2 separate regions of the Mus musculus genome follow, and region 1 is linked to region 2. The links are chromatin loops, found by intact Hi-C in ENCODE. Cell type or tissue: left cerebral cortex. All regions are shown on one strand. Links, peaks and the distances in the headings refer to the core of each region. The heading gives the core; the rest is flanking DNA.

What was found. Peaks named below come from ENCODE experiments on the same cell type or tissue, not always from the same donor. Only the 100,000 strongest peaks of a DNase experiment are listed, where the experiment ranks them.
Region 1: a loop joins it to region 2, with 2.0 times the contacts of the local background. A loop is called at or near these places in 4 of 42 quality-filtered maps.

Annotation. Positions count from the first base shown.
Region 1 is chr17:67,193,534-67,209,434 of GRCm38, forward strand. All of the region lies in intron 1 of Ptprm (protein tyrosine phosphatase, receptor type, M), which reads right to left. Among named protein-coding and RNA genes, the nearest start is that of Gm52313, 89 kb to the right of the region's middle. In left cerebral cortex, for the core only: no CTCF peak of the experiment used is centred there; DNase peaks (open chromatin) are centred at 7,607 and 7,774; H3K27ac peaks cover 829 bases.
Region 2 is chr17:67,339,429-67,355,329 of GRCm38, forward strand. It overlaps Ptprm (protein tyrosine phosphatase, receptor type, M), which reads right to left and starts at 15,031. Exons shown (of 31, transcript NM_008984.2): 1 at 14,529-15,031. The coding sequence starts at 14,601. In left cerebral cortex, for the core only: a CTCF peak has its summit at 10,388 (motif pointing left); a DNase peak (open chromatin) is centred at 11,289.

The DNA.
Region 1 (15,901 bases), core at 6,259-8,758, 150 kb before region 2:
TTTCAGGCAGCAGCTATCAGCATGCTAGCTTCTGAATGCTTTCAATACTTACAGTCTCAATTAAGCCTTCCCCGGGGAACACCAAGCTCATTATCAAAGGTACAGCATTAAAGTCAAAGTTCAATCGTGGGAACAGGTGATCATCATGTCCCCTCCCCCCCCCCCTCCTCTTGCCCTCTGCTCTTTCCTCCTTACAGTTTTACTGAGTTCTGGAGCAAAGTGGATCTGTCCAGCATTGGATGCTAATGATATCCTGATACTGGAGAGATGTAACCATTTGGAAGGGCGGTTGGGGGTGGTGGGGGGAGGGGATGGTCTGTTGCAAGCTGTAGTTGTGACACGGAGAATGTTTCAGCGCTGAAGAAGAAACCAAAGAGCAGGGATACAAGTAACAGTAAGGAAGAGGAACCTCCTGCGACAATGCTGATAGGACGCTGACTATCTCCCCTATACAGCCAGAACAGTAGGAGTGTCCTCAAGGCTACTGGAGGCTGGTTAAGGATTTGGTCTTCAAAAGGAAGATGTAGCCTGATGCTGAAGTGAGGATGGAGAGAGGGAAACCACTAAGCAGCAGTCCTGCTGGTGTCTGCACAGGTCTGACCACATGAAAGAGACCCTGAGAGGGAAAATACATCTCTCTGGGAGGACGCAGGATCGTCAGACCCCTCGAAGACGGGCTCCCCCGTACATTTCCTGTTGCCTCAAGACACGTTGCCTCGTATGTGTTCTTTATGAGTGAGAGCTCATGAGAGCAGAGATGATTTTATGGAACCCGAAACAGGATGAGATAAAAGGAAATGATGTCAGAATGGAAGTTAAAAAGAAAACCCCGGTTCTTGTGAGCCTGCGATTACAAGGGTTACAAAGGAGAGGCCAGCCTGGTGTGTGCAGGGCATGTGTGAGACCAGCCACAGATACAGAGCAGGACTCTACCTCAAAAAACAGCAAACCAGAGAGGAATGGAGAGAGAAGCAGAGGGGAGAGGAGATGGGGGGCAATGTGTTTCCTTAAATGCAATGCAGAATTGGCTTACAATAATGTTGCCAGGAAAACTTAAACTAAGAATGGTATAATATCCTCCTAAACAATTAAAACTGTCTTAATTTAAGTGAGCCTGATTCAAGTAGATCTCCCAATGACATGGCTGGAAACTGGACTTTGGGGCTCCATATCTTCACTTTTTATTATGGCTTAAAGCTATAAGCCAGTTAAATGTTAATGAACTCTCTACAAATTGTGGCCCAGCATTCTTTTATTCTGGCAATAATTAGGTAGCAAGCCTAGTTGTCTAGAAAGGTCACTCCTGATTTATGAAAATAAAAGATTGCCATTTGCATACCGGAGGGAATTTATCTTGCCTTTTTCTCTGGGGTAGCACAAATGGCCCATTTCACCAACAGTAATAAGAAATAATTACCCTATAAGGTATAAGAAGGTAGCCTACTTTTACTCCAGAGAGACATTTAGAAGGGTTCATATCCATCTGAATCGTTGAGCCAGAGAGACAGCAGAGCCGATACAAACTGCCACAGGTTGTGGGTCAGAAGTTGTTTTGGAAGGCTGGCAAGATGGCTCAGTGGATAAAGAAGCTTGTAGTACAAGCTAGGCAACCCAAGTTCAATTCCCGGAACCTGCTTAAAGGTGGATAAAGTGATCTTACAAAGTTATCCTCTTACATACCTGTGCATGCTGAGGCGACTGTGCTCACAGATATGCATCAAGCTCACACAGGCGTTAGTTACTAATATATTTACTTATTGGAGAGGGAGAATTTGCTCAGTGGTTAAGAGTTCCTGCTGCTTGTCCAGAGGACCTGAGGTTCAGTACCTAGCACCCATATGGCAGCTCACAACCACCTGCAATTCTAGGTCCAGAGGATCTGATGCCCTCTCTGGCCTTTGTGGGCACCTGCACAAAAGTGGCACATACGCAAAAATGAATCTGAAAATAAACTTCCTCTGACTGCATCTGCAGTCACGCCACCCCAATCCAGCTCGCCTCTATATGCACTTACAAACTACATCACTCTCTGCTTACACTTGGAATCAGTTCCACCCTGAGCTCCTCAGCTTTGCAAACAGTGTCCCCAATCTACTCACTTCATCCCAGAGGGATTCAAATATGTATCAAAGCCTCTAGTTTGGGGCAGATTCTCTTACCTGAAGCTGACTGGCTAGGCTGAAGTTTTAAATCAATATGAAGCATGGAAGAGTTCCTCTAAGATACCCAGAGAGCAACCTGTGATATCCAACATCCTCTGCTAGTTACAGGCACCAATTCCTCAAAGTGGGCAAATGCCTGCTACAGTCTAAGGGCAATGTTATTTTGTCTATTCCTCAAATCCAGTGTGAGTCTTTTGTCTCAATATGTCGGATTCAAAGAACTTATAACACGAAATACAGGTCCATTTAATATTCTCTAGATTAATTGGTTTGTTTGTTTGTTTGTTTTTCTAAAATCCTAGAGGCAAGCACCAGCTTTTTTTCAAATTCCTGTGCCAGGCATCAGCTTTAACTTCACTTAACACTGCTTGCTCTGTGAAGTGCCTACCCTGTCTAGACTAGTGGATCTCAATCTGTGGGTCCCAACCCATTTGGGGGATCAAATGACCCTTCCACAAGAATCACCAAAAACCAGCAGAAAGCACAGATATTTACATTAGAATTCATAACAGTAGCAAAATTAGTTATGAAGTTATGAATTACAGGAGTAATTTTATGTTTGGAGGTCACCCCCATAACATGAAGAACTGTATAAAAGGGTCACAGTGTTAGGAGGGTTGAGAACCACTGGTCTAGACCTTTAACCTACATTTCCTCTCCCAGTTGGCAAGAAGTTAGAGTTTCCTCTGGGGGAGGGTATGGGACAGAGAGTGCAGGAAGAAGAGGCACATGGTCTCACTATGTGCCTAGTTACCTAGTAGGGTCCTTAGCACATGAAACAGGAACCCTCCTAGTCCTGACATTTCTGACAGTAGGCTGTCCTAGAGCCTGCTCCAGGACCTTTGCCGACGGCCCCAGTGGAGCACTGTTGTATACAGTTTGCACCTGTCTCCAGGGTTTCCTCCAAGGTCTACCAGTGCACCCTTGCAAGAACTCCTTTCAATTCCTAGCCCTGCCTGGCAGGGCTCAGCTCCATGTCTGTGCTTGGTTGGGGCTGCTCCACATTCTGCTATCCCTACTCATCAGAGCTCTCCTCTTCCAATGATGCAGTGCAGTCGCTATATGCCACACCCCACATTCCAGTCTGGTGTTATTTCTTCCTTCTGAATGGACCCTGAGCGAGCACGCCTGTTTCACAAATGGCAGTTGAGTGTGATCAAACAGCTCACCCGGTTACCCTAGGGGTTCAGTTCGTAGCCAGCACTTCAACCAAGTTCTCCATGCAAAACTCAGGCTCTGCTCTGTAGGTGCCTTTCACAGACCTCTCTGAGGCCGCTCAATACTACACTGATTGTTAATGGCCTGTGCTGTAAGGGAGCGCCGAAAAGCAAGGCTTCTATGAAGCAAATAGGGGACAATCCAATGTCCTATTTCATAAGCTTGTGAGATAAACACGCATTCTGAATAGTTCTGCCTTGAACTGGTAGAATTGACTTATAGACTGGAGCAGTGCTTCTTATGATTGTAATTGCAGTCCATTTAAAGTTTCTTTGTGTGATACTGGGATACATTTTACACGTTTGTTGAAAGCACAGAATGACCCCGTTTAAGTCCGGCTTTATCAAATGCATAAAAGACTATTTAATGGGTCTCTCCATGGAGAAAACATATTTTTTTTTTTAAAAAAAAAGCATTCTAAAATACTGCTCTAAAGAACAATGTTTCGGGTCCTCTTTTCCTGAGACTCATGAAACCACAGGCGGTTCTACCCATCTATTTCAATCTTGAAAGACAAACAGCTATAAGCCAAGCAATTCAAAGCCTAAGCAGAAAGTGATCTATAGCAAGAATAATTGTTTTAAGAGTTAGAGCAAAAGGTGCCTGCACCCACACACCAGAGTCCCAGCCTTCTTCATTTAAACCTCCCTGACATTGACATTTAATTGCCTGCTAAACACTGAAACTATATGGTGCCTCTGAAACCTTGGGACTGTGCTATGACGTTTAGTGGATCAGACACGAGCATTACAGAAATGCTCTCCGACATAATTTAATCTAGCAAGCAGTTTTTACACATCGCACAGGCATTTAAATGGCTAATGCGACGCTCTGTTGTAAACCATGCCATGTGCCTGTGGATGTGCTGTGCGTGGCGCAGAGCAAATGAGCTTGTCCCCAAAGTTTCCATGGCTTATTACTCTTACCGCAGTCTTCATTACCTATCGATCTTTGAATTCCTAATATTTAAACAGGCTGGATAGCAGCAAGCCAAGTCGTAAAGTGTTTTGGTTTTATTTTTTGTCCTTATTGATCTTAAAAATCTTTGGTTTTTAACGGGTAGGATCATTATTTCTATTTCTAAATCCTATAGTGATTTCTGACTCGTCTCTTTTTCTGTATGTAGACATGTTCCTAATAGAGCTGCTACTGGGTTTGAACAAAACCACTCCCAACAACTCACTGTGCAGTTGTGACTCTATCTGGTGATCCCGCCCTCTACACTGCAGTCCAGACACTGCACTGTGAAAATCATCTGGCCATTTCTGTCTTAGATACAGGGTAGAGAAACTGAAACACTGTCTAGGGGAGAAGAGGATCCTCCATTCATGATTGATTATGTGATTCCCTGGATCACTAGTGTCTCAGGTTCCCACACTGGAGCAGGGATGATCAAGTAGGTCCTGAGGTCCGATGCATCTATAGGACCCAGAAAGGAGCACACGTTTCCAGGCTGCACCCCAGCTCCTCAATCAGACACTCTGGCCCTCAGCTATCTGGGCTTTATCAAGCTTCCAGGGACTCTAATGTAGACCGTTTGACAATCATCTCCTAGAATAACACATTTAACTAGAACTCCTGGGACCGGCCTCGGGGATCTATAACTTTTAAAAAGGTCCCAGAATAATCTAATCACTGACCTATTTTTAAAAAGACTGATCTAGATTAGTAGTTACAAATAGTTTAAGAAGACATCAGCAAGTTCTGGTGGGCTAGAGAATAGCTCAGTGGTAGAACGCTTACTCGGTGAGAGGGAGGTCGTGGGGTCCAGCCTTAGCACTTACAAAAAGCAGACATTGTTTTCTTTCAAAAGTCATATCATACTACGTTTGTAGTTTACAAGTTTTGTTTGCATAGTACCATACGTGCACAAGTATAACAGCATGCATGCAATGGACTTTGAAAAGTGTTACCAGAAAAAGTTGAAACCCAAATATTTTCTGCCATAAATAGACAGACACACTATATTCTTCCAAAGGACCTGAACAAAGCCATTTGGTTGTCACAGTTCTCAATATGAGCTTAGTCATAAACACCTCACACGTGAAGGACAATAAAACATTGGGGCTGGCTCAAAGACCTAAACCTTATGTTCTCACTCCATGTCAGAATACCCTTCATCTGTTGTTGTTCTCCTAAGTGGACCCTCTCAACAAGCAGAAGATGACCATGCTAAAAAAAATGCAGGAAATTAATAGCAGGGAGAATTTCATCCAAGCCCAGGAGCGCTCCTGCCTGCTTGCTATGATTTACAAATCTATCTCTTTATAACTCTACTAGCATATGTTATTGTCAGAAGCAGCAGATAAACTGAATCCAGCCATTCAATCATGCTTGCTAAATATGCATACCTCAAGGAACACAGCTCTATCCATTACGTTCATTGAGCAAGACCAAAGTACAAGGAGAAGGTACACACCATTTCATGTATTCTCTTGGTCATATAAACCATTTATTCTAGGTTCCTATACGTGGGGGGGGGGGTGACTAATAAAACATAGGGTAGGTAACTTGGGCAGATGAACATGCTGAACTGGGATCAGGGAGGCAGGTTTCGAGAAGTACTGGATCTGTCTATAACAGGTCTTGCTCACTGTCTTAGATTCTAGAGGTGAGCAGCCCTCATATCAAATGTCCATTTGACTTCTGTGAATTTCAGGATGCCAAGGGAAGTAAGTGGTAGAGAATGAGTGTGCTTGGTCCAGATTTCCCAGACCCCCAGAGACTGAGGAAGGAAAAGAATGACCTGTCATTCTTCCTGACCACACCCACCATGCTTCTCTGAATATACATCTGTTCCTCCAACCCCATGCTTGACATAGTGAGGCATCTCACCCCCTTCAGGGTTCCTCACCGGTCTAAAGGTCCTGAGCTTCACTAGTGGAACAAAACTTCCTCTCACCTGATTCTATGTTCATTTCAGGACACAACTGTGTCTTTCAATGCTCAGGGGACCTGACATCATTGTTGTAATGACTGTAGAATTGTGTGCTGTCTTTAGTCTCTGAAGTTCCTCGAAGGAAGTTTTCATGGATAATCCTGATCATGAGAAAAATCTGAGAGTCTACCCCTTATGGGATACATGGCTCTAACAACTATTATTAGCTGCCCACAGAAATGGAGATGGCTAAATTTGTTGGTACATGCCAAAGCATGGCCATTGACTCAAGATGATCTTTTACTATACGAGGCTCACAGCATCTCTAAGAGAAACACCGATGAACAGATGTTCCTTTACATTGTTTATAGTGACTGGGATCACTTAGCTCTTGGCTTGACATCTTGTGATCCACATGGCTCTCTCAAGGCTTTCCTGATCAGTCCCTCATCTCTCCTATACCATGGTTTGAATCTCAGCCTAGGTCTACACTTTAGTCTCTTCATTGACTCTTAACTGCCCATGGGAAAACATTCTAATTTTTACTACTTAACACACATTGTTGGTTTTGTTAATTTGGGGACGTGGGACATGGCCAGGGGTATTGAGCCCATCTACCTTTTCTGGTCTATAAAGAACAGATCACTCTGGCGTTCTGGTGATACATAGTGCCATGCTGGTCTTTCCTACCACACTGCAAGCACCAGTAATTAGGAAACAAAAATGTTCTGCTCATCTCTGTATCACTAATTCCCAGCCCCCCAAAATGCTTGCTTTCATTAAATACTCAGAATTATGGGAAGTTTTTATGACAAATATGAGAACAGAAATCTATTGGTGTTCTGTCTGTGGCAGGAAGAAAGACAGGAGAAAAGCCCCTAGTCACTGAACATCATCATCTAGGCCACGCCAATGGAAGATGTGACTGGGGGTATCTCTGTCCTTCTCTCAGTCTCATGCCTTCCAACTAGGACTTAGGTATAGTATCAGTCATTAAATCAGTCATTAGGGAGGAAAAGAAGGGATGGCAGAGGAGACAGACAAATATGACAATCCTCAGGGGGACATAGAGAGTTAAAAGGAGCAACATAGAAACTCTGTAGGAGGCAAGAGAAAGAACAAAAGCCAGTCCTAAAGCCTAAACCATCCACAAGAAAAGGGAAAGCAGAGAGTCAGCAACTGGAAGCAAAACTCTGCAAAGATACCCCAGGCCTGCTATTCTAAGAATCTGCATAATGAGGCTAGGATTTAGCAGACCTCAGCACCAGTCAACAAGAAACACAGACTATGAAGCACATTGGGGTTCTGCTTAAAGGCAGCCAGTCAGGTTGGGTTTTTAGGTCCAAAGCACAAAAGGACCTTGGTGAGCTCATGTTACAGGTCTTTGAAGTGAGTGAGGTAGAAAACTAGTCAACACTTAGTAGCAAACTGGGGCCCTAAAGAAAGCAAGCTTTGAAGATTTCCTTACGTAGTTTTTAAAATTAGAAAACAGATTCTATGCAAAATCGTCCCAGCTGAGAGCAAGGCTTACAAAGCCCCAAACTGCCATGAGTCAGCTTTTTCCTCCAGTCATTTTCTAGGACCAATTAGCTGCTCAAATGTAGCGAACTAGGAACATTAACATTCTCAGGGTCACTGTAGCTGGTGTGTCTTTCTTGTCTTTATTAAGAGCTCGCTCAATGATCTAGGCACATTTTAGCAGGCAGTCCACAGCGAACTCCAAAGAACGGGTTGTCTGAGAGCAGCACGCTGGTCTGGGAAGCAGGGGGTCTGAGTTCCAGTCCTGTGGCGCTGTGGAAGGCAAGGCGACTGGCAGGCACAGGAGAGATGTGGTGGGAAGACCATGTTCACCACTGGAGATGCAATGTGCTAACCACTGGTGACACAAACAAGCACCTACCCTGTAAACTTAAGAGCTGGTCTCTTCCTTCTATGGGGGAGGGGGGAAGGGGCACCAACCACCTTCAAGAAGGCTGCAAGGATGAAATGTGTTTATAGATAGAATATAAAATACTGTAATATCTCCTTACCAGCTTCTTTTTCTATCTGACTAGTAAACAAGCAAACACTGACTTTCCTCTTTGCAGGCCTTGCATGCTATTAGCTAGCATGGTTAAGCAACAGCTAGAGTCTTCCAAACACAAAGGTGGACCATTTCAAGAGCTTCTAAAATTCTGTTTCCATCAGATAGAAGATCTCTCTCTCTCTCCCTCTCTCTCTCTCTTCTCTCATCATTTATTTATTTGGTTTTGTTTGTTTGTTTATTTGAACACAGAATTTTTTTTTTATCTTGCCCCTTATCTGGTCTCAAACTTCTAAGCTGACGTGATGTAGCAGCTAATAGGAAAGGCCCTGAACAGCTAGGATTACACTAAGTCCACCACTTACTTTAAATATTGGGGGATCCCATGGGCAACGAAATGTTTATATGTAACAGTATTTAATAACTTTAAGTATGGATTATCTATAAAAGCAATATCTTTATCCGAAAATAAAATAAAATCCCCCCTCTCTCCACTCCACCCCTTCCCTTTGTCGCCCCCCCCCCCATTTTTCATTCCTTTTGTTTAATTTCTTGATATTTTTGTGACACAGTATTATGAAGCCCACTCTGGCCACAAACTCTCTGAGTGTTCCGAATGCTGGGTAAGTACAATGAAGCCCAGCTCTGTACCACTATGGGATGCACTGTAACCTTATAGCTAGCCTTAGCCATATTGGGCACACACTGTGAAGACTATCTAACCTAATGTGAGCATGACAGGAATGCAAAGTAAACCCCTGAAAGTAAACCCCTGTAAATCAATAGAGCGCTGACTGGATTTAGCTTAAGGACCAGTAACCCTTCAAGGGGCCATGAATATGTCTGGAGGAGATTTCAAAGAGCAGCTCCATTTCTGGAATATTAAAGACAGTGACCAAATGAGGCACTTGTGGGAGCTACCACGCCATGACATCTCTGTCTTGTCTTGACCATCACCGCAAGCACATGGGCAGCAACTGTCCCTTCAGAGGTGCTGAGTCCCACTTGAGGAGCTAAAATTGTCAACATTAGTAATAGACTCACTCTATTCTGGGTTTAGAGAAGAGTTGGGGGGGGGCTGTTCATCTCCTTTCCACACGCAGAGAGAAAACCAGCTGGCACCAGTTTTGACTCCTCACCTCCAAGCTCTACCAATTTCAGAGAGATGTTTATTAAAGAAGTGTAGACATGACCTTAACTACAGGATAGTAAAATGAGTCTCCTACTAATATCGCTCCATAAGGAAATTCATTCGACTTCACTGTTTTATATCACTAACTTCAAATTAAAACATGAAACCCATGGGGAAAACAGAAGATTTAATTAGGTCAAGGAAAATGTGGACTTGAATTATTTCTTTAAAAATAAGAGACCTAGCATTGCAGGTGAGGGGCTGGATCTCTGGATCCATTATGCACCCTTTCCACCCTCAGCGCTGAGATACATCCCTGACTCACAAGTTGGATAGCAAAACTTTACCTCTCTCCCATGCTTCTAAGAGTAACCCTGAACCACACCCACTTTTTTACTCATAGAAGAAGCGTTTCCCACTCTTCCAAGGTCCCTGCCTTCAGGACTGCCATGGGGCCTTCTCCCTCTCTGCTCTGTGTGACTTCCTTTGTTGCTCAGCGATTCCGAAGCCCAGCATCTTTGGATGACTTTGAGAGTACAAAAGAGCTAGCCATGTGATCGCTCTCCCCATGACACATGTGCATGGTGGAAATGTTATAACTCCCCAGGATATCAATTCTCGGTTTAAAAAAAAAAAATTAGCAGTTAGTCAAAGGATAATTCATTGACCACCTGCACCTGATTGGCAGGGATCGATTATTAGTGCATAGGTCCTGATCTCCACCACACATGGATGGAATCAGAGCTGTAGAGAGTAGTGTTGAGACTCTGTCTGAGCTGTAGAACACGTCTCCAGTGACCACACTGCTGGAGGGGCAGGACAATCATGCCTAGGCCATTTCCTTGCTCACTGGAACTATCATCCAGTCTGAAGGACAAGCCACACTGCCACTCAACTGTCTCTGAGGAACTCACACTATCTTACTACACAGCTGAAGGGCATGTCCTCCTAGTGGCCTGGGATACCCCTAACCACCTCCACACTCCTTCTCATGTACAAATCTCTCCTTACCTCTTTCTTTCATGTTCTCCTGTGCCTTTGCCTGGAGCACGTCACAGCATGCTCTGGAGACCCCCTTCCCTAGTTGTTAGATATTTACTAACACCATTCTCATTCATCCAAGATTACCCTTTCTAGGTTCATTTGTACACTCGGATTCCCACTGAAACAGCAAGTATCAGCTACCTGGGGTCCAGGAGGTCATTTATGGCCTGTCTATATTAATGCTGAGAGATTTTTCAACCCACATATTTACACAAGAGCAACACAGCCATGTCATGTCATCCTGTACCCCGACGACAAAAGATATTAGACAGAGGCCACAGTTTAATGCAACACAGACACAGAGGCTCAAGTTTACCTGACTTATCAGACGGAAGTCAGATGAACATTGGAAGCACACACAGAACATCCCAGAAAGCATAAACAAGGGGTGTCATGGGAGGGTCATTGCGTACTCATTCAATGAAAGCTTACCCTGACACAAATAATACCTAAGAGTGGCTAAAGACAAGGCTGCCAAGTTCATCAGGAGAATGCTGGCATCCCGGGCAGGGTTGAGATTTTCACATGGCCATGAACATGATTCATTACAGGTGCATTACAGGGGTGGGGGCAAGAGTATTATTCTCTCTCAGAGACAAGGGACATCATCAGAACATAACTCACACTGAGCCATAGACTACTAGACAGCCCAAAGTTAGACCCTGATGCTAGGGAATCACACCTCCTAAGAGGTTATAGTATATGTCTACGTAGCCACAAAGGGGACCTACTCCAGGGTGATCTCCATATCTCTACTACTCGAGAAAGCTCTGTCTTCTTAAATGTGTCACATTAGCTATTTTACCTTTGAATTTTACAGCCAAACAGCACTGGCATCTCAATACCCCAAGGACCCTCTGCAGACATATTGAATGTCAAACTGCTGATAAATAGATTGATGCTCCTTAAAGAGAGGTGGAGAGAGGGCAGAAGATGTAACTCAGTGTTGGAAGCACTTGTCTGACATGCACTAGACCCAGTGTCTCTCCCTAGTGTCTTTCCCTGATATCTCTCCCAGCCGCAAAAGGGAATGATGAGAGGTGGGACGGGGGAGGAGACAGGTTAGGCCAGTGTTTGCAGATAGGGACCAGACAAAAACTTACACCCGGGATCAACTCTCAGCAGTTGTTCTGGATCTTACAAAGCAAATCATGTTAAGCAAGGACATAAGAGGTAGCCTGGAAAGGGAAGGAAGGCAGAAGGCAGAAGGCAAGCTTATAGAAGCCAGAGTCTGGATGCTTTGCTTGCTTTTCAATTTTTACCAGAATGAAAACCAAGAACCATCAAAACCTGTGAAAACTCTAGGGAATAACTCAGTGGGATGGGGTTTATCTGGCATGCACCAGGCACTGGATTCAGCCCACCACAGCATCGGGACAAAAGGACAAAAGAAAGCATGGGTGTGGAGAGGGTGCCAGGGAACTAAACATGTCTTCAAAATTGAAGAAAAGTTGCAGTACTCTCCGGCTTGGAATCACTGCGCCAAAGGAAATGTCTATATCAATGCTGGAACAGCAGCTACTGACCCATACAGCGTAATGGAGAGAGAGGGAGAGGGAGAGGGAGAGGGAGAGGGAGAGGGAGAGGGAGAGGGAGAGGGAGAAGGAGAGGGAGAATGCTTGAGAGCTTAGTCCAACAATACATGGGAACAGAGGAGGTGAAGCCAATGCTTACAGATAATTCAGGTGGAACAAATTGTGTAAACTAGCCCCATACAAGAGCAGTCCTAAAGGAAAGCAGACTTACACTGAAAGGTGAGTGCGGGGGGGGGGGGGGGTCCTCTGCCTAAACTTCATATCCTCCACACTCCTCCCTAGACACAGCAGGGAACATAATTCACTGCAACCTGTCGCATTTTTAAGGCAAGAACTTGTAGATAATAGATTTGGCCACACCAGGCCAGTGATAGTTAAGAAGAGCCACAAAGAGTTGGTGATAGATTTTTTTTTTCTCTCTCATTGAAATTCAAGTCCCTTTAAAAGCCAATGGCAAACAAAGTCTACTATTCTGGGACCGATCCTCAAATCCTACTTTTGTAAACATTCAACTCTAGGTTAGGGAGCATTTTTCTAGACTATTGAAGCCTGCTTATGCACATCTTTCTCCTCTGAGAAGCAGACTTCCTTCATCCACATCCAAGGAAGGGCACCACTAGCTTCCTCCTCCTCCTCCTCCTCTTGCTCCTCCTCCTCCTCTTCCTCCTCTTCCTCCTCCTCCTCCTCCTCTTCTTCCTCCTCTCCTCCTCCTCCTCCTCTTTTTTCTTCACTGTATCCTCCTTTTCCTTCTCCTCTTCATTCTCCTCTTCCTTCTTTTTCTCCTCTTTCTCCTCCTCACTGTTATCCCCCTTCTCTTCTTCACCGTCTCCTTCTCTCTTCCTCCCCTTTCTCTTCCTCCTCCTCATTGTCATCCTCTTCTTCCTCCTTCTCTTCCTCTTCCTCCTCTCCCTCCTCCTCCTCCCCCTCTTCCTCCTTCTCCTCCTCCCCCTTCTTGTGTGTGTTTAATATGTTTATAGGTGTGATGTGTATAAGTCTCTGTGTACATGCATGGGACCATTCCAGCTGACTGTTCTCATCTTCCACCTCACTTGGCATGTGTCTATTTGCTGGTTTGTCACTGGGTGTGCCTGGCAAAGGACAAGTTTCCAGGGATTCTCTTGTCTCTACCTTCCATCTTGACATAAAAGCTACACCTAGCTTTATGTGGGTCCTTGAGATAGGAAATAGGGTTCTCATGCTCGGTGGAGTGCTTTACACACTGAGTCCATTGTGCCCATGTCTGCATTTTCTCTGCGTGTTCACCGGCTGGTGAATCCACAGAGGGATTCTGTATCTTGCTGTTATAAACAATATCACGGTGAATCAGAGGATGCAGATGGGGCTTGGACTTTGGTTTTCAGTTTGGTTGGCTTTAGCCTTTTTTTGTTTTGTTTTGTTTTACCTTTGTTTTCTGTCCTGTTTTTTTGACACACATACTCAAGAGTATGGTCTTCTGGCAGTTTTTCCTTCAACACTGTTAAAGGGATGGCCATACTGTTTTTCCACAGTGACCACACTAGTATACATACCAAGCACCCATGTGCAGGGGCTCCCTTTTTTCTTCCTGCTTACTAATGTCATTTGCTTTTGATCATTGTAGCAGGCATTCTTGCTGGGGTGACAAGGTAGCTCATTGCAGTTTTGCTTTCACTTCCCTGATGATTACTGTCCCTGTTGTGAGCTGGGATCTGCACAGTCCTTGGTGTGCGCCAGGGGCCTTTGCATCTATCCTCATTGCTGGCCTCAAATGCTCAGCTCTAAGGAATCTAGAGACTTGACACTGGAGGAGTTAATCTGGTATGCGCGCTCTTAGAAATATAAAAAATAAAATGAAGTGAACTGGTCATGCGCTGGCACATGAATATAGAGAAGGAACACTTCTGAAAGTGAGCAGGAGAAGGAACTAAAGCAGAAGGCATACGATGGGTAATGGAGTTGGGGGTGGGGGGGGGAGTAGCAAATGCACGGCAGAAATGGTTTCCACTGGCCTTCTAGGAGCTTACTCAGGTCCCTGGGAAGAACCTGCCATGGGATGTTCTTTCTGCAGCTACATCTACCCTGTGACAATACTATACCCATATTTTTCAGAGTCAGAGATCAGACAGGTGGTTTTCCAAATTAGTAACAAAGAAGGCTAATCCCACCAAGTAATTTGGAGGAAGACTTGGCCATGTTAAAAAAAAAAAAATGTTACAAAATCCCTTTTAATAAGCTTGATTGACTAAGAGGCTTAGAGACATCACCTGAATGTTCATTTTAAGATAATAATAAAATAATAGAAGCTCCAAATGGACGAAGGATATTGATTAAAATGCAGCTTATCAGAACGAAACTTACCCCATGGCATTTTCCCTTTACAGTTACTAAAGTAACAACAGAGAAAAATAAGCCATGTATGCTTCCAATTTCCCCAGCAAAATGTGGGACCATTTTGTGTGCTGGGAAATGCTTAAGCAGTTTGATGCCAGGCCTTACAACCCAACATGAATAAGGACTTTGCTTAAGAGGTGTAAAAGGTGCACTCCCCAGCACTTACCTGTCCCGACAGGGTGGATAGCACGCTTCTTCGGCTATCTGCAAACACAGGCTTTTATCTGATTTACAGTAAATGGATATTTTAAACAATGCTTGATGAGGCAGAGGCAGGGCTAGCCTTGGGAGGGGAATCATTTCACTTAAAAGTAGACTTGCTTTAACTCTAGGGGTTCCAAAGATGGCTGTTTGTGAACGTCTCTGCCAAGGGGACAGAGAATGTGCACATACGAGGGAGAAATAGCAGAGGAGAGATTCGGGTAACTCGTCTTTGGCATCTGATGCTAAAAGCACAAACTGTCTCCACTGTCTCATCATGGGTTTCAGCCAGACTTTGAGGAACAGACCAGACCATCTTTTAATTACACTCAAATAGGCTCTACGTCCCATGACAGGCAACACACACGCATATGCCACTTGAACCCATGCAACCAGTTTTGTGGTTTTGCTTTTTAGACATACCCATAGTCTCACCCCCTGCCCCCTCAAAATTATTGGCTTATAGCTTTTGATATCCCATGGTATATAAGGAGACCAAGAAAAGTTCTGGATTATAGGGAGAAAGGCAATTAATGAGCGATTACTATTTAAAGAGGAAAAAAATCCCTGTCAAAACAGCTTGACAAAGAAAATGGTGGTTTTTAGCATACATAGCTTGCAATAATGCTGCCAACAAAAACAGTGGGTGGTAACTCTGCCAGCTAAATGGAGCTGCAATGGGGAAAGGGGAAGAGACACACACTGCACCCCTGCTTCCTCTCTAGTAGCCCCTGGCCCACCACAGCTGGCTCTGTCCCCACAAGGCTCCCAGCTCTTCTTAAAACCATTTGGGGGACTTGTCTGAGCAGATAAGAACAATTCTACAACCTACAAAACCCGCCACAAGTAAGCGACACTGCCTCTCTGACAGACTTCTCACCCAGAGCAAACGTAGACCGCTTATATGGAATGGATGAGGGGGAGAATTCTAAAATTATCCTAAAGTTAAACACTGGTAAATCCATCTAAAGGTTTTTCCAGGACATCTAGCTGGAGGGTTAGCCCTACTGGGGATGTCCCAAAATGGAAAGGAAGGCTGTGGGTTCCTAACACAACTTGGCCTCCTGCTCTTTGAGTCATATGGGGGCTGCAGCGAAGGTCTTTGATCTGCAAAGAATTCATCCATCACCATCTTGCTGCTGCTGGGATCCACATCTGTCACTGCTTAGGGTGAGATTAACAAGAGAGAAGGAGGAGAGCTGTGTAACTGGGTTTACTATGACTGCAAAACTGGCTGCACCCCCTACAAATCTGCAGTTTCCCCCCAACCCCTACCCCGCCACTAGCTCATGGCTAGTTACCTAGCAAGTTCAAGGCCAAACTGAGTAAAGCACTTTC
Region 2 (15,901 bases), core at 8,852-11,351:
CGGTTAGTTTCTGAGTCAGAATTTCACACAGAAGACTCATGGGGGCTGGGAAAAGCCTTACCCTCTGGGATTTGCAGGTAACAGTGATGGTCCCGGGACTCCAGGGGCAGCAGCTATTCAGACAAGCACTGTGTTCTGCACGGGATCATCTCTCCCCTTACCACAGGGACAAAGCGTCCTAGAAGGACCACATGATTGGCCTCACAGGGCTTTAGTGGGGATTTCAACAGGCTATTTTACCTGCCTGATGCCCCCAGAGACAAGGATTGTGGATCCTGTCATTTGATATCTGAAGCCAATTCATGAACCACAAAGGCATGGAGTGACCCTATCCAGTTCCAACTGGATCCACTGAGGTTAGCAGCTTCCTCATTCAGAAGACAGAGAGCAGTGAGGTTAACCCTTCCTTTCCCAGTTGAAACCTCCTTCCTTTCTAAAACTTGAACACTGCCGGCTGGGAGATACCAGATTCGGTCAGTCAGATTCGAGAAGAGTTTGAGGCAGAACAGCTGAGCTAAAGCAGACAGCTAGAGATCAGAACCAGGAAGGACGAGCTTGCTCAGCAACAAGTCTTAGAGGGCCAAAACCTTCTAGGCCTATGTAAGGCTGTACACAGGCCAGAAACTCCCAGGACTAGGCCTAGGTTAGCAGACGGAGGCAGTAAGCCTCCAAGATGATGGTTACTTCGAGTGAATGAGTTACTGTCACTGACTGTTTGACCCAGCTACGTCTATAGATCATTTGTTGTTCGCTGATAACAAAGCAATGCACCATCTTTCCAATGTAGAGAGTCTTCCATCTCTTTACTGTGTCAGCATAAAATGTTTAATCAGATTATCCCTAAGCCTTTCCACCCTGCAAGTGTAACCAAAAGCTTTGATACCTTCCCTTTGGCGCTGAGAATGAAGGCCTTGGATATGATCATCAGGTTCCCTACCACTGAGCTAGACAGCCTAGCCTTAGACAGCAATCCATAATGGGATGAGTCTGAGAGCGACTGTGGCTGTCATAACTTCTGTTCCTGGGTTCCCCATCTATATAAATGTGCACCTAACAGGAAGAGACGGGAGAATGGCCCCAAGTTCAGAGCCACCCTGATCTACGCAGTAAATTCTAAGCTGGCTCGGGTTGCAGCATGAGACTCTTTAAAACAGCACAAAACAAGGAAATGAATGCCTGCCGAAAAGGGGGAGGGGGGAGAGAAGCCTGGGAGTTTAGTTACATTTAGAATAATGATTCAAATAAGTGACAAGGCTTGGACTCCTTTTCTGCCACCTCCGCCCAGTTCCCAAAAGATTTGCTGCATTTATAATGAGTATAATGAGATTAAAACAAGGAAAGCATATTAAAATAGGTTAAGAAAAACCAAGAGGAGACTAGGAATTGGGCCAAGGAAAGGATCCAGAAACCAGGATCAATAAAGGACAGATCGGGTGTTAGTCGCTTTGGCTCGGATGTCGTCTGCTGTCTTCCACTGGGAACAGCCTATTTCTCCTCCCAGCCCAATCTCGGGGCCCAACTGTGCCATCGGGGAGCAGAATCTATCTCTCTACTGGAGTCCAGGGAATGTTGCCTGTAACTCCTTAAAAACATCACAGAGAGAAAAGATCCTCTGAGAAGACTTAGACTCCGAGGGAGCCCTGCTCATGTGACCTTCTCTGTGAGAAGAGCCAACAAACCCCTTGATTTCTTACTGATGTGGGACAGCTTGGCTGGACCTTCTCAGTTTGAAAATGGCTCTCGCACAGTAGAATAGGTCTTTGAATGTGGTCTGACGTGCAACAGGAGGAAAGTGAGGGGTTATGTCAGGCAACGGCTTGCCGAGAAGAAACTAAGTGCTCAGAGGAATTGCCTCTTCTCTTAGAACTAAGGTGCAGAAGGAAATCTCCCCCAGCAGGTCATAGAAATTTACAATATAATGCGCCACAGTTCAATTCAACGCATCACCACACAGCTCTGTAATACACCTTCACACAGCTCTGCAATAAACCCCACACAGCTTTGTAATACACCCCCACACAGCTCTGTAACATACCTTTACACAGCTCTGTAACACACCCTTACACAGCTCTGTAATACACCCACACACAGATCTATAACATAGCCCCACTCAACGTTATTCTAGCCATACTGCAATTGCCACACGTTTTGTTACACTTCACATACTCAGGAAAAGGTCACTATTCTCATGGGGCTTGAGGCATGAGTCTCTCAGCTCAATGACCCGAGTTGATCATGGGTGGAAACCTTCTGACCTCTCAGGACCTCTGTGGGTTCTCTCAGCACAGCTTCCCCTAGCTTCAGAGCCCCCAATAAGTTTGAGAATCTCATATCCCCACAACATAGTGCCTAGCTGTTCTGCAACAGTTCCCTCCAGCGTCCCTTTTTTAGGATGCCATCATCAAAACAGTCCATTTTATAGGGGAGCTCTAAAGAAGGGGTGGCCAGCGAAATTGATCAGATTCACAAGGCCACTCCCTATCAGAGTAAACAATAAAAACAGAGACTCTTTCAGGAGGAAAAGTCTGAACTGCGCCAAAACAAAACAAAACAAAACAAAACAAAAACCCCAACAACAACAACAACAAAAAAAAAACAGAAGAAAAACTTCAATGAAGACTCTGGGACCAGCAGAGCTGCCCGAGGAGTTTTGGACCAGCTGAGGCACCAGAAAAGAACTCTCTCCTATGTGAGGTGCTCCCTGTAGGCTGTGCAGAGTGCTCCAGGCTCCCAGCTTTCCTGACCTGCCTCCCATGTTGGAGCCATCCTTGGTGATGTGGCTGTCTGTGAGTCATGTCTGCTCCTTTAAGTGACCCCTCACCCGTTTTCCTGAAAGTAAGTCATTGGTTTGCCAAATTGGACTGTACTCTGTTGTGGGCTCCCTATCTGGGGGGTGAGTAGACAAGGGTGTTTCACCACCCCAGGAAAAGTTTTGTCACACAACGCTTGCCCAGAATTAGGATTTGGTCTATGGTCATTGATCACCGTTGTCCATTCTAAGCCTTTGAACTAAGGCTGATCTGCATTGTCAAACTTTACATCAAAAGTCATAGCCCTAAATGGACCAGTTGCTGCAGAGCCCTTGGTGGCACCTGAGGCTGACACCTGTGCTGACTAGTGTAGAAAGAGATGGCAAAGCATCCTGGCTTAGGCAGCTCCAGCCTGTGGCAGACATGTCCTCCCACACCCCTCCACATGCCTGCAGTACCCCCTCTCTTCACCAGCTACCTCAGGGTCCATCACACAGTTCTCAGACGGGCCCCCACAGTCCTAACATTTGGAGCAACCTCGGTGATCAACTGGGACCCTCTGGCCCAGGTCCATTCTTGCATGCTATACTTCCAGACAAGCTAGTCCTCCCACTCTGTGAGTAACTGGAGAGACCTTATAGGTACTCGGATCACATACCTTCCTTTTACAAATGATATGTCTGAATGCAGAGACCAACTTATCAAGGTGACATCCTATTAGGCATGTCATATGAAAGATAGTTTAATGAGCCACCTCTGCTAGAGACAGGTTTTGACAAGAGCCTTTCTTCCTTGACCGAAATGACAAGGAAGTGAAATTTTCAAGTGTCTGAACCCAGCCAGGGAGGAACTGGAAATGTCAAGCCTCTGCCTTTGCTTAGGGGACCCCCTACAGCAAATTATTCCTTCGCTGCCCATATGTTTCAGTGAGCATGAGATGCAGAAGTGTGCGCAGGGAAGTAATCGTCCCAAAATACTTCACGGATTATCTAGTCTCCTGATTATCTCTGAATGAGTCATCTCCAAAGAGCTCAGATCTGGAAACAGAGAGAGCGGAAACCACAGGGCTTCTGAGCACCTCGGAACTGCCTTTTCTCTTCTGCCTATGTCCCTCATTCCAGAGTGATGCCACATTGATGACAGAGACATCAACCTGGAGGCCTGGCATGGAATATTGTGTCTATAAAACAACTTGTTTCTGAATTCATTTTTCTCCCTTGGCACAAGAAAGTGGTAGCTTCATTGTGCACAGGTGCCTATGCGCGCGCGCGCGCGCGCACGCGCGCGCACACACACACACACACAGGATATGAGTTTGGAATTTTCAATTCCTGCAGTCATCCTCAGATGCTTCCTAACACTGGTGAGAGGAACTGTGGGAAATTCTGTACACTGGCAATGGCTCTCCCGGGTGTGCCCCAGTAGTTCCTGGGGTGGTTGCCCTTCCTGTCTCTATGCTCCTGCTCTAGAGATCAATGAGTCTCTTTAGGCCAGGAGTCTGGATTCTTGTCACCCCAGGTGATTGCCTGGCACATGTCCACCATTGTCCTCTATTGCTATCTACCTCTGTCCTCTCTGTGTGGCCTTGGAAGAACTGACTTTCCACCGTGCCTGAGGTGATCTGAGGTGATCATTATGTTAATTTCAGGGGTTTAAGACATAAGTGACATGACAAAGTTGTATACAGTCACATATACACACTCACATATCAGATATCTCGCTGCCTGGAGCCATGGCCGCCAAAGCCTTAGAAAGAGTGGGGACTTTTTGCTTAAGCTCTACGAATGACAAGGAATATTCAGCTTTTTTTTTTTTGACCTATAGAAATAGGAAATTTGTTTGATACACCCATTAGACACATGGAAGATGGATAGTAAAGTCATTGCCCCTATCCCGACCATCACACACACCGCCACAGCCCTTCAGGGGATACATTAACATAGCTGCATATTTATAGTAATTACTATAGTAATTTATAGTAATAAACAAAGATTGTTTCAGAAAAGGAGACTGAAGTTCAGTAAAGCAAAACAATGGGGCCCAAGGCCCTTTGGCTGTCCAGAGATGGGAAGAGAATTCAAATCCAGGCTGATGAGATGGCTCAGTGAATAAGGGTGTCTATGGCCATTCTGACGGCCTCAGTTCAATACTCAGAATCCACAGGGTGGGAAGAGAGAATCAACTCCCAGAAATTCTCAGATCTCATCACACCTCCACACATGCACTATGTATGTGCACACACACACACACACATAATAAAAAGTAAATACATAAAGGTAAAGTATTGAGCAGGTAGCTTGAAAAAAGAATAATTCAACGTGAGGTAGAATCAAGCACTTCGGTCCTCACCTTAGCACCAAGGGGTATGCCATCCCCCTCACCAGTCCTGGGCAGCCATATTCCCTCTACTTTTCCCCCCAGAGGAACCCTGCCTCATACCTAGACCAAGAAAAATACAGACAGATGGACTTGGCTAGATGTCCCTTGATCATATTTTACTCTCTTTTTTTGCATAGCCGTTCATCTTCCCTGTACTTCAGATGGAAATGGGCAGGCCCCCTGGCATCTTAGATTTCAATGGCTGAATGTTCTTGTGTGGCCACAAACTTTAATTCAATAAATGCCCTATGTGCCCCTCTTGCTAACCTGCCTATAACCATCATGATGGGTATGAGGTGTTGCTCCTCTGTGCTTTACAGTAGACCCAGAACATAATGCCCATGGATGCCAGCATCCATGTGGAATTACACCCTACTCAGTGGGCACAGTTCCCAAGAAGCAGAAAATATGGCGCTGGGATTATTGTCAATGTGGCCCATTTATGAAGTTTTCTCACTTGAGAGGACAGGATACTGAAGGGAGAGGAATAGGGTATACCCGAGAAGACTAAAGAAGCCTGCTATTTCCATAATCCACTCAGAGCTCTGCAGGGGTAAAATTAGGCTCATCCTTGTGAGGGCTTCATCTGATTGCCAGGGGGCCTCAAGTCAAGAGGGTCCTATACATGATCTGGCCTGTATCTGTGTTTATGAGGTGTTTTCTGATTGCTCATGGATGCCGAGGGGCCCAGAACACTGTGTGTGAGTGATGCCATCCCCAGGGTGGTGGGAACTGGGCTGAAGAGAAACACTGACTTAGCCAACCAGTGAGCATTGTTCCTCCAGGCCTCTGATGCAGTTCCGATCTCGGGTTCCGGCCATGACTTCCCTAGATGATTGACTGTGACCTTAAGCCAAATGAATCTTTTCCTCTCCAAGCTGCTTTTGGAGATGTTGTTCACCACAGCAACGGAACTCGATCTAGGAAACTCCCACAACTGAGAGGAAAGACAAAAGGCGGTTTATATGTTGTCCCTACCGTGGCACCATGGCCAGGTGATGCCATGGCTCTTTTTGTTTACAAACAGGTGCATGTGTGCCTACAGGTGCAAGTGCACGGGCAAGTGTTACTCCTGTGTCTGTGTCTGTGTCTGTGTCTGTGTCTGTGTCTGTGTCTGTGTCTGTCTCTGTCTCTGTCTCTGTCTCTGTGTCTGTCTCTGTCTCTGTGTCTGTCTCTGTCTCTGTCTCTGCCCCCCCCCCCGTGTGTAGGTCCCCTCTCTGTGTGTGTGTGTGTGTGTGTGTGTGTGTGTGTGTATGTGTGTGTGTAGGTCAGAGGACAACCTTAGGTGTTCTTGTGTATGCCTCCTTTGAGACAGGATCTCTTGTGGGCCTGGAGATCACCTACTGGGCCAGAAGAGACAACCACTGAGCCTGGGATTCCTCTTGTTTCTGTCTCCCCAGTCCTGGGCATTGCTAAGCCTGGCCTTCCCTGTGGGTTCAGGAGATCAAATCTGGGTCCTTGTGTTTGCAAGGCAAGCACTTTTCTGACAGAATCACCCTGGCCAGTCCATTACTATGGCTCTTTTTTATAGACCACCATGTAAGTCATATCTGTCTGCAAAGAGTACCGTGATAAGCCTACTGCATGATAAAGTTCCTTTTTAAGTGATTGGTGTTACACCAAAATCCTACTTTAAAGCAACAACTGAGTCATAAATTCTTACCATACACAATAACATTGCAGGCTTATTTTTGTATATTTAATTTCCACAAAAAGGTGGCACTCTTTAGTTTTCATTTAGTGACCAGAATCTTTCTATACTCATCAACGGATAAGAGCACCAAACCCTAACCCACACCTGGTTCTTTTATTAAGGTTATATTCTAAAGGCTTAAAAACACCTAACTTGACAGGACCAGGAAAGATGGGGGTGGGCAGAACTGCAAGCGGAAGTGATTTAGCTTTCTCTTCTTAGGGAGACTACAACAGATATTTACTGAGCAACTACTCCGTGTTTAAAAGAGGTGAGTTAAAACTTAGCCTTTTGACTTGGCAGCGTTTCTTTTAAAGGATACTTTGAACCACTTTTGTAACTATGGATCTAGTGTGTAGCCGGGTACATCTCAGGAGTGTAATTATTACAAGAGAGATGAGGAGGGCTCCTCTGCACTGAGAGGGGTGCATTTCCTCCCAGTCCCCGTGAAAGCCCACCCATGATGCCCCTGAGATTCCACAGACAGAAGCCCAGAAGCGAATGAGGCCTCAGATGGCCACAGGAAGTCAGACTGCGACGCCTTTCTGATGGTTTGCAACAAGTTTGCCGTTTGCATATTGAACAAGTGATTAGAAATGTTCATCTATCAGAAAACAAGTAGATGCTCTATCAGCCTTTCCACCTTGCAGCTCAATAAGAGGTGAATATTTGGCTTTTATTTAGGCTCTGGCACACTGACATAATCATTGTGATGCAGCGGACTGTTCATCCAAGGAAAGTTCCAGAGCCTTCACCTCCAGCAGGTCTCCGGCTCCTCCACCCTCGTTCATTTGCTCCTGATGCCCTGAAGTCATCATTCACTCTGGCTTCGAGGCCGCGTCCCCTGCTCTGGTCCCCACGTCTACAGGAAGCTGCAGCAGCATCCTGTCCCTCCCCTTGCTTGTGCTTCCTGTAAAGAGTCAGAAATGACTCATGGGTAATTACCACTTGGAGTGGTAAGCAAGGCAATGGCTGGGTCAGATTGCCAAGCAAGTTTTAGTGACTTCTAGAGTTCCATACCTAAACCCACGATGCCATATGTAAGCTCCTGCCCGTGGGCTGTCCGGGTAACTGTATGCTACACACATACCCAGGGTGCACAGCACAGAATCTGCTGTGCTCCAAAGGGTTAGCAGGAACTTTGATTTGATTTGCAAATAACTACTGCTGCTCAATTTCCTCTCTCTACAGAGACTAAGTCAGCATATCACACGAGCACAGAGGCAAGGGGAAATTGAAACGATTGTCCCAGACCAGCCAAAAGTTGTCTATAGGTCACATGGAGTCACACAAAAGTACAGCGACACTGAAGAGTCAGCAGCTGACACAGAAGAGCTTAATTCTGTAATAAGGAGTTAGCTGATAACCTATGAAGCTGGTGGAGATCTGCTAACCATCGTCTCCTTCCATGGCTGTAAATTAGTGAACCCGGGATGCTTTCTGGCTCAGGCAGGTGGTTTGGGGACACAGCTAGAACTAGTGATTAGTGGTGGGGGAGGGCAAGAGAAGAGGCAATGGGAAACCGCCTGGATCCTGACAAGTCCTCTGTTTCTGAGAAAACACCCATTGAATGTGTTCAAGTCTATCTATGGTAGCTGCACAAATCCCTTTCCTTTACCTGGAGTCTTAAAAGCCAGAGATGCAGCGATCATCCAATCGGCCAATCAGAAAGCTAGGCTCTAATTTCAGATACACATGGTTACACTTCAAACAGAAGACAGAAACCTTTTACTTTCTATTTGGAAGATAGGTATATTTCCAAAAATCCAAGGTTCACGGTTCTGTCCCAAAGTTCTGACTGTCACACAATGGGTCACCCCAGAGAAGTCTCTGCCTCTTTAATTATTGGTGGATTTGAAAATCCTGACAACTACTCTTCTTTATTGAACCCTACCAAGGGGCTGTGGAAACATCAAGTGCACAATGAATACTCCAGTGTAAGGATCCCAGTGTAATAAGCACAAAGTGGTGGCTCCTTCTTAGAAGTGATAGTATCTTGTACACGCTTCCAACCTGGAGAGGTTTCTGATGGCTGGACACGACAGTTTAATTCAACGATTTAATTCAAACTTTACATTAAGTAAAAATGTAGCAATCATTTGAGCCATCTCTACAGCCCTTTCTTCTGTCTTTAAACCCTGCTGGCCAGGTCTAGTATCTTTCCCAAGTCAGGCCATGGTGGTCCCACACCTGTGGTCCCACTTAACAGTTACCATGGTTACTCCATATCTAGATGCTGATGAGGCAAACATGGCATCTAAGGAAGTCGTCAATGCTCTCTATCTTTCTACGCCAGTTCCCTCTCAGCTCCAGTGAGGGGAGTCTGATCATTTCAAGTCTTTTTCCATGCTGTTTCTTAGATCCTCAGGCCCATTAGAATTCCCTGGAGTATTTGTTCTAACAGAATGCTAGGCCCTGACCCCGGAGGTTCTGGCTGAAGAGATGAGAACCTGCAAATTTCCCATCCTCCTGTATACTGCTGCTTCTGCTGCTGACCCATGGACCACACTTTAGGGTGCCCTTTTCTGAAACAACGTGTCTCAAACTGTGGCCACAAGACTTTGCACCTAGATGCTCCAGGCCCCCGGCTCTATGCTGAAGGTGAAGGCCATCGGATCACCCACCAGGCTGGAAATGATGGGTTAAGGTGGTCCTTCCCAACTCAGAGCCAAGGAAATCCAGGAGGATACAGGGTTCCCCTTGCAGAAGTGATGTTTACCATTTGCATGAACACCATGCCGAGTCTCCACTGTTTCAGGAACCCACTTGTCTTCAATAACAGTAGCAGAGCTAAATGCTGTCCACAGGGCCCATCCATCTTAGTAAATATTTTTTGCTCCTCATGTTTTCTGCTTTTATTCATCTCTCTCTCTCTCTCTCTCTCTCTCTCTCTCTCTCCCTCCCTCCCTCCCTCCCTCCCTCCCTCCTTCCTTCCCTCCCTCCCTCCCTTCCCCCTTCTTTCTCCCCCCCCCCCAGTGCCTTGTGGAGCAGGAAGTTTCTTGGCTACACCCTTCCTTCTCCCCACCCAATGCCTACTTATTCCACCCTACCCCGCTCTGAGTTACAGGGTGAATTCTGGATTTCTGATGACTAAACCTAAAACCTCTACAGTATTTTAAAAACCAGAGAAGCCTTGTCTCCTTACAATAGCAGGCTTATAGCATTTTGTCTCTTTTAAAAATGTTTGATTAGTGAGTTGGAAAAACGGCCATAATTAAACCTTCTCTGGCTTATGAGATAAGCCCATTAGCAGGGCTGTGTTGTATTCATAGAGATAGGAAGACAGAAAGACATGAAAGGGAGAAAATTGGTGGAAGAGTGGGTTTTCAAAAAAAAAAATCTTAGAATGAAAGAAAAAGACATGGTAAATGTTACCTAAGAATATTTTACATTTAGAAAAAAAAAATGTTCTTAAAATGTATTTGACCCATGGGGCCAGAAAGATCGCTCAGAGGTTCTGAACACTTGCTGAACAGAGAGGAACTGAATTTGGTTCCCAGCACCTACACGGCTTGGTTTAGAACCCACTGTAACTTCCGCTCCCAGGACTTGTGGCGCCCTCTATTGGTCTCCTCGGGTATCAGCATATACACCGCTGACTTACCATTATCAAAACGCATTTAACTCACTTAAAATTCCTGCCCATCCTTCTGAAATGAAAAGTATAGTTCAAATATTTAAATAATATAGCATCTTAGGAAATGTCACGAAATTTAAAGTATAATCTCAAAGAAAGCAAATATTGATTTAAACCACAGCTGTTCCACTAGAATGGGTAGGGCACCTTAATAATTAAAAAAAAAAAAAAAAACCACGACGGTGTGTGGGAAAACTTAGATATATCCATAGATTCACGTAGACCAATGTCTCAGGGCTCACGTAATCTGAAGACATAATTAAAGACAGCGGTTCCTTAAGGAAAATCAGAAATATTCCAGTTATGTATCCAAGTATTCATATTTCACCGTATGTCAGGAGCTTCCTATCTGAAAACCCATAAAATAACCCCACACAACATAGACTAAAACCTGTAATTTTCTACATCAGAACAATTTATTATGCTCAAGCAGTTCTTCATAAGAACATAAACTCCAAGGATATATAACGCTATAGTAATTTCCTGCCACATTCCTTTCCAGCTCACCGATTGATACTTGAAGTGTCTCTTCCTATCAATTATCCAGTGATTGTAGCACAAAAATGTAAAAAAAGTCACGAGGGTAGTTATCCAAAACAGACAAAACATTGGCCCACTAAACAGACCCGCTGCCTCTCCTTAAACTCTGATGAAGTCATTTTATACTTATAGAGAACTGCAGGCGCTGCACAGAGAGCACGAGTGTCCCCCTCACTTCCCTCGTGGTTGTGCCTTACATAACAGGGAAAAATTACCCAGGTTAACAAATGAGCAGCTGGCAGCACAGGGCCCTCACGCTCAACACACACTTCAGCAGATTCCCACAGGTTCCCCCTAACATCCCTGAAAGATTAAAAACCGGTGGAGGGCCAGCCGGTTCACAAAGTTGGGCTGGTTTAGTGATATCCCCAATACTTGACTAGAAACAAAGAGCTAACTCTGTCCTGTGTCTGCGAGCCAGAGCTTTCCAAACTTCACACATCAGCCCATGTAGAGAACTAAGCAGTTCACTGCCCAACTTTACTACAAGTTGGCTTTTTTAAATGGGTCAAAGAGGAATGGCTGGCCAACTCCTTGGCTCCTCATCATGGAAAAGAGTTGCTTAAGCAGTGTTATTTGCCTGTCCTTTTGCCTTTATTATATGCCTTTTACAGAAGTTGTTTTTGTTCCTTTTTAATAACCTAAACCTAAAGACAGACAGTTAACTTTGCTATTTTGCCTAGCAATTTGATAGAGTAAAAAATGGAAAATATGTTTAAGTTAAACACTCATGGATTATAAAATCCATGTGGGTCCAAATCTTAATTCTTTTTCCTTATACTGAGTCCATTTTGAAAAATCTAGAGGGGGTGGCGGGGAAGAGCCTACCTCACTTCTATAAATGATTGGTAATGAGTCTCAACTCCACGCCCATTCTAAGAGGCAGGAAAGCCATGGAGGAGGACAGCAAAAATGAGTGCATAAACTCATGGTTTCATCCATGAGGTGGGCACCAAAAGGAAAATGTCAGCTCAAACTGTAGGAGGGAAGGGGGCTGGGTATGGAACCCTGCGCTTTGAGCACCCAAGTCAAGGCCTTTGCCACTGAGCTATAAGCAAAGACTGTCTGTCAGGGATTCCTCCTTCTTTCCCTCCCTCCCTCCTTCCCTCCCTCCCTGTCAGGCCAGTCAGTTACACAGTTTCAAAGCTTGCCAAAGGCAGTGAGTGACTCACGCTAGTAACTTATAAAATAAACAGTAAGTGCCGGGCGTTAGGTCCAAGATTCTAAATTAAGTGTTATATGGGAAGATGGGGCAGGGGAGGGCTCAGCCCTGGAAGGGCTTACAGTAGGATGTTTCACTGTATTCCTGAACCAGTGTACAACAGCCAGATACTGCAGAATTGTATGAAAGGGAGATGCTGGTGCCACAGCATCAGAATTAATCTTCTCAACGTGCACATAATGAACCGTACAACCCTCAACCTCCCAGAGCAGAAAGTGCCCAGCCTCTGTTTTCCAAAAGCCAGCCTGAGGGAGGGGGCCATGGGAGGTCCAGCAACAAGTCTGAGTTTTGCAAACAGGAACCTTGGCAACTTCAAAGTTTTACATTTTCAACATCTCCCAACAATCGTTTTTACACAGCCTTTCATTTCCCTTCTCCCCGCTAACATACAAGGATAATTCTAGATTTCCAAATAGAAAAGGAAAGGTGTTTCCATCCATACCAAAACACAAATAGAAATGACTTTCCCCCACCCCACCCCCCCACCCCCCGCAGCAAGAGGAAAATAAGGGTAAATGTTAGCTAAAGTTTGTTTTGCTAGTTAAAAGGATCCTTTAAGGATCTTTAAGAAGAATACCACTGAACCATACAAATACTTTTGCCCACCTCCTTAGACACGATTTAAGACTCTGCCACAATGACACTTGACACAGCTTAAATTTAAACAAACCCCATCTAAGAGACTTAGGCATGCTAACAGAGAGAAAACATCACCTAGGCCTTCAAACTTGGCTTTTAATACCGAGTTACGGGGCTTCCAAAGTGACACACGTTTACTTTATTATTTACTAATAAGAATACAGCCAAAATCTGTATCCACTTTTTATCAGACAGCTGTGAGTGCCTGCATCAACACCTCATCTGCAGTGAGATGGCCACACTGTTAGGGAGAAAGTAAGTAAGCTAGAGGAAGCGCGTTTCTCTACCGAAGTTGTCAGTTTGGGTTTCGTTCAACACATTGCACAGCTGAGTAGCAGCTCCTCTCCCTCTCTACCACCAACTATGCGCAAGGGTCTTGCTGCTCAGCACCAAGCCTGATGTAACCTATGTGCCTATTCCGTGCCTATGAATACAAAGGACTAGCATCCCAGGATGCCCAGAAAGGCAAACCTGATGCTTCCACTGGCCAGAGGTCTATGTGGCTTTAATGTCTGTAAATGGTACTCCTTACTTTCATGAAAGTTCCTTTCACCAATATTCTTTTTTAAAACAAATTTATTCAGCCTTCCCGAAAACACATAAAACCCCATTTTGCAATTCTTGTTCAAGGTTAAATGCGGCCCTTTTTATTAAAAGAGAAAGGTAACACTCCACTGCCACCATTGTGTGTGGACATTCGTGAAACTAATAAACACGAGGCAGTGTGCGCGTGTTGTCAGCGTTTGCCAAGCATCCACGTGCGTCCTCCTGGGACAGAAGATACCAGAAGCCCTGCTACTCTGTGCCACCCACCTTCGGTTTTGCTCCTGACCCCTGACTCTGGTCCAGATCCCTCTGTCTACACCAAGAGCTCCTCAAGGCTCGCGAAGCCTGGGTGAGCACAGCCTCCGGTTGGCTTGATGCACACAGCCAGTACGTGCCCCCTCCTTTCAGCTAGGACCCCCGCGCAGCTGAGCTGGGTTAGCAAGTTGTCCGGACCCGGGCTGCACACCTTTAGGGAGGCCGAGGATGGAATCTGGGCGCTCAGCCACAGTGGCGAGGGCTTGGGGAGCAGCAGATTCCTCTAGGATCTCAGAAACCTCCCGCGGTGCAGAAAGGGAACGCTGGCACAGCGAAGCCGCGCCACAGAGGGGACCCGCTGAGGTCGCCCACCGCGCCGGGCAGGGGGCGGCAGGGATGTCAAGTTTGGGGTGGTCGCCAGCTACACCTCTAGGTTTGACGCTCGCCGCAAGCTCAGCTGAGCACTGGCAGTCCACCGCGGCTGCCTCCAGGGTCGAGAGGCCCGCTCAGCGCCTACTCCCGGCGGCTACAGCTGGGAACTTTAGGCAAAGTTTTCTGCCCTTCCTGCCCAGGCCGCCCAAGAACACTGAGCCCCCATGCACAAGTCCAGGCCCTGAGGGTACAGGGGCCGAGATGGAGGTCCCTGTTTCTGCGCCCGTGCTTGTCCTGCGGGCTCCTGCGTGTACTGTACGGGCTCCGTGGCTCCACAGCTGTTTTCCTCCGGCCATCCGCCAGCCCGGCTCACCCGCTACGCGATGCCGGGTCTTCCCTGCCCCTGCCCGGCCCTGAAGCTCGCCTCGGACTTCTCCCACCCGGGTGTCGCCTACGTCCCAGGCGCCCCGGGAACGGTAGTGGTGTCTCGCTTACCTGAAAATGTTTCTCCGGCCGCAGTTAGCAAAAGTCCAGCTAAAGTCACCAGGCAAGTCCCAAGTGTCCTCATGGTGCTGAGTACGCGCCGGGCCGCCTCGGGGCGGCGGCGGCCGGTAGCCTCGGGAAGCCAAGGGAGACCCGAGCCTAAGCTGCAGGCTGCCAGGGTAGACGCGACAGCAGCGAAACACCAGACCCCAAAGTGACAACAGTTGCACAAGTCCGAAGTCCCGCGGCTCCCGGGCGTGGGGACGGCGTCCTGGATCCTCCTGCCCTCCCGCTGGCCCCCGCTTAGAGTCTGGCGCCACGGGGAGAGAGAGCGGAGGGCGCGCCCGCGGAGCCCAAATCCTCGCTGGGATCCGGTGATGAGCCCGCCTAAGCGCTACCCCTAATCGGGACCGAGCCGCCCGCGGCGCCGTGGCCGTGGCCGTGGCTGTGATCGCGCGCTTGTAGCCCGCCGCCTCTCCCACAGCCCCAGCCACCTCCGGCAGTGGCGCGCCGATGGCCGAGCCCGCGCAGGCTGCGCGCGGGGCTCCTGCTCCGCGACTGACTGGCGATGCCCCGCAGGCCGGCTGGAAGGAGCCCACGTCACGGCCGGGCCGGAGCCGCCGCGGCCCGCTAGAGGGCGCGAGCGCCCGTGTCCCCGGCCCCGGGCCAGCTCGGCCTGCGCGGCGCCTGCGGGCTCTGTGGGGCGGCCACCAGCAAGATGCGGGCGGGACCCGGCGGGCAGGAGCAACCTCCCGGGGCGCCACCCTCGACCCTAGCTCGCCTCCGCAGCGCCTCGGGTTTCCCACGCTGGCCTCGGGGACAGGGACCGCGCCCCAGCCAGAAGTTTGTCCCGGGTCACGGACGGCGAGTAGTTGGAGCGCGCCAGGCACGGGGCGGTAGTGTCCCGGGCGGTGGCGGTGGCGGCTGGCTTGCGAGCGCCGACCAGGAAGAAGCCAGAGCCGCCAGCGCCCAGGGCCGCTTGATCTGCTGCTTTCAAGGGACACACAAGCCTCTGTGCCCGAGCCCCGCGCCTGAGAAGCAGGATGCGCTTCTGCCGCTCCACTGCGTGGTGTCGCCGCCAGTGCGGCCCGGAGCTAGGAAGACAGCAGTTGCATGGAACCATGGATTGGGCAGAACCGAGGATTTCTGCAGCTGGTGCAAATGGAGAGTGTCTTGAAACATTTTAATTTGCCGTTTGGGGTCTGAGACGACTATTTTATTAAGTGAACACAAACGCTATTAATGATTAAATTAAAACTCAAATTCAAGATTTTATTTCATTTTATTTTATTTTATTTTATTTTATTTTATTTTTAAAAGCCGTTCTTCATCTTGCTCAGAGTACAGCCATTAGGGCACCTGTAGGTTATTTACCAAGCTAACTG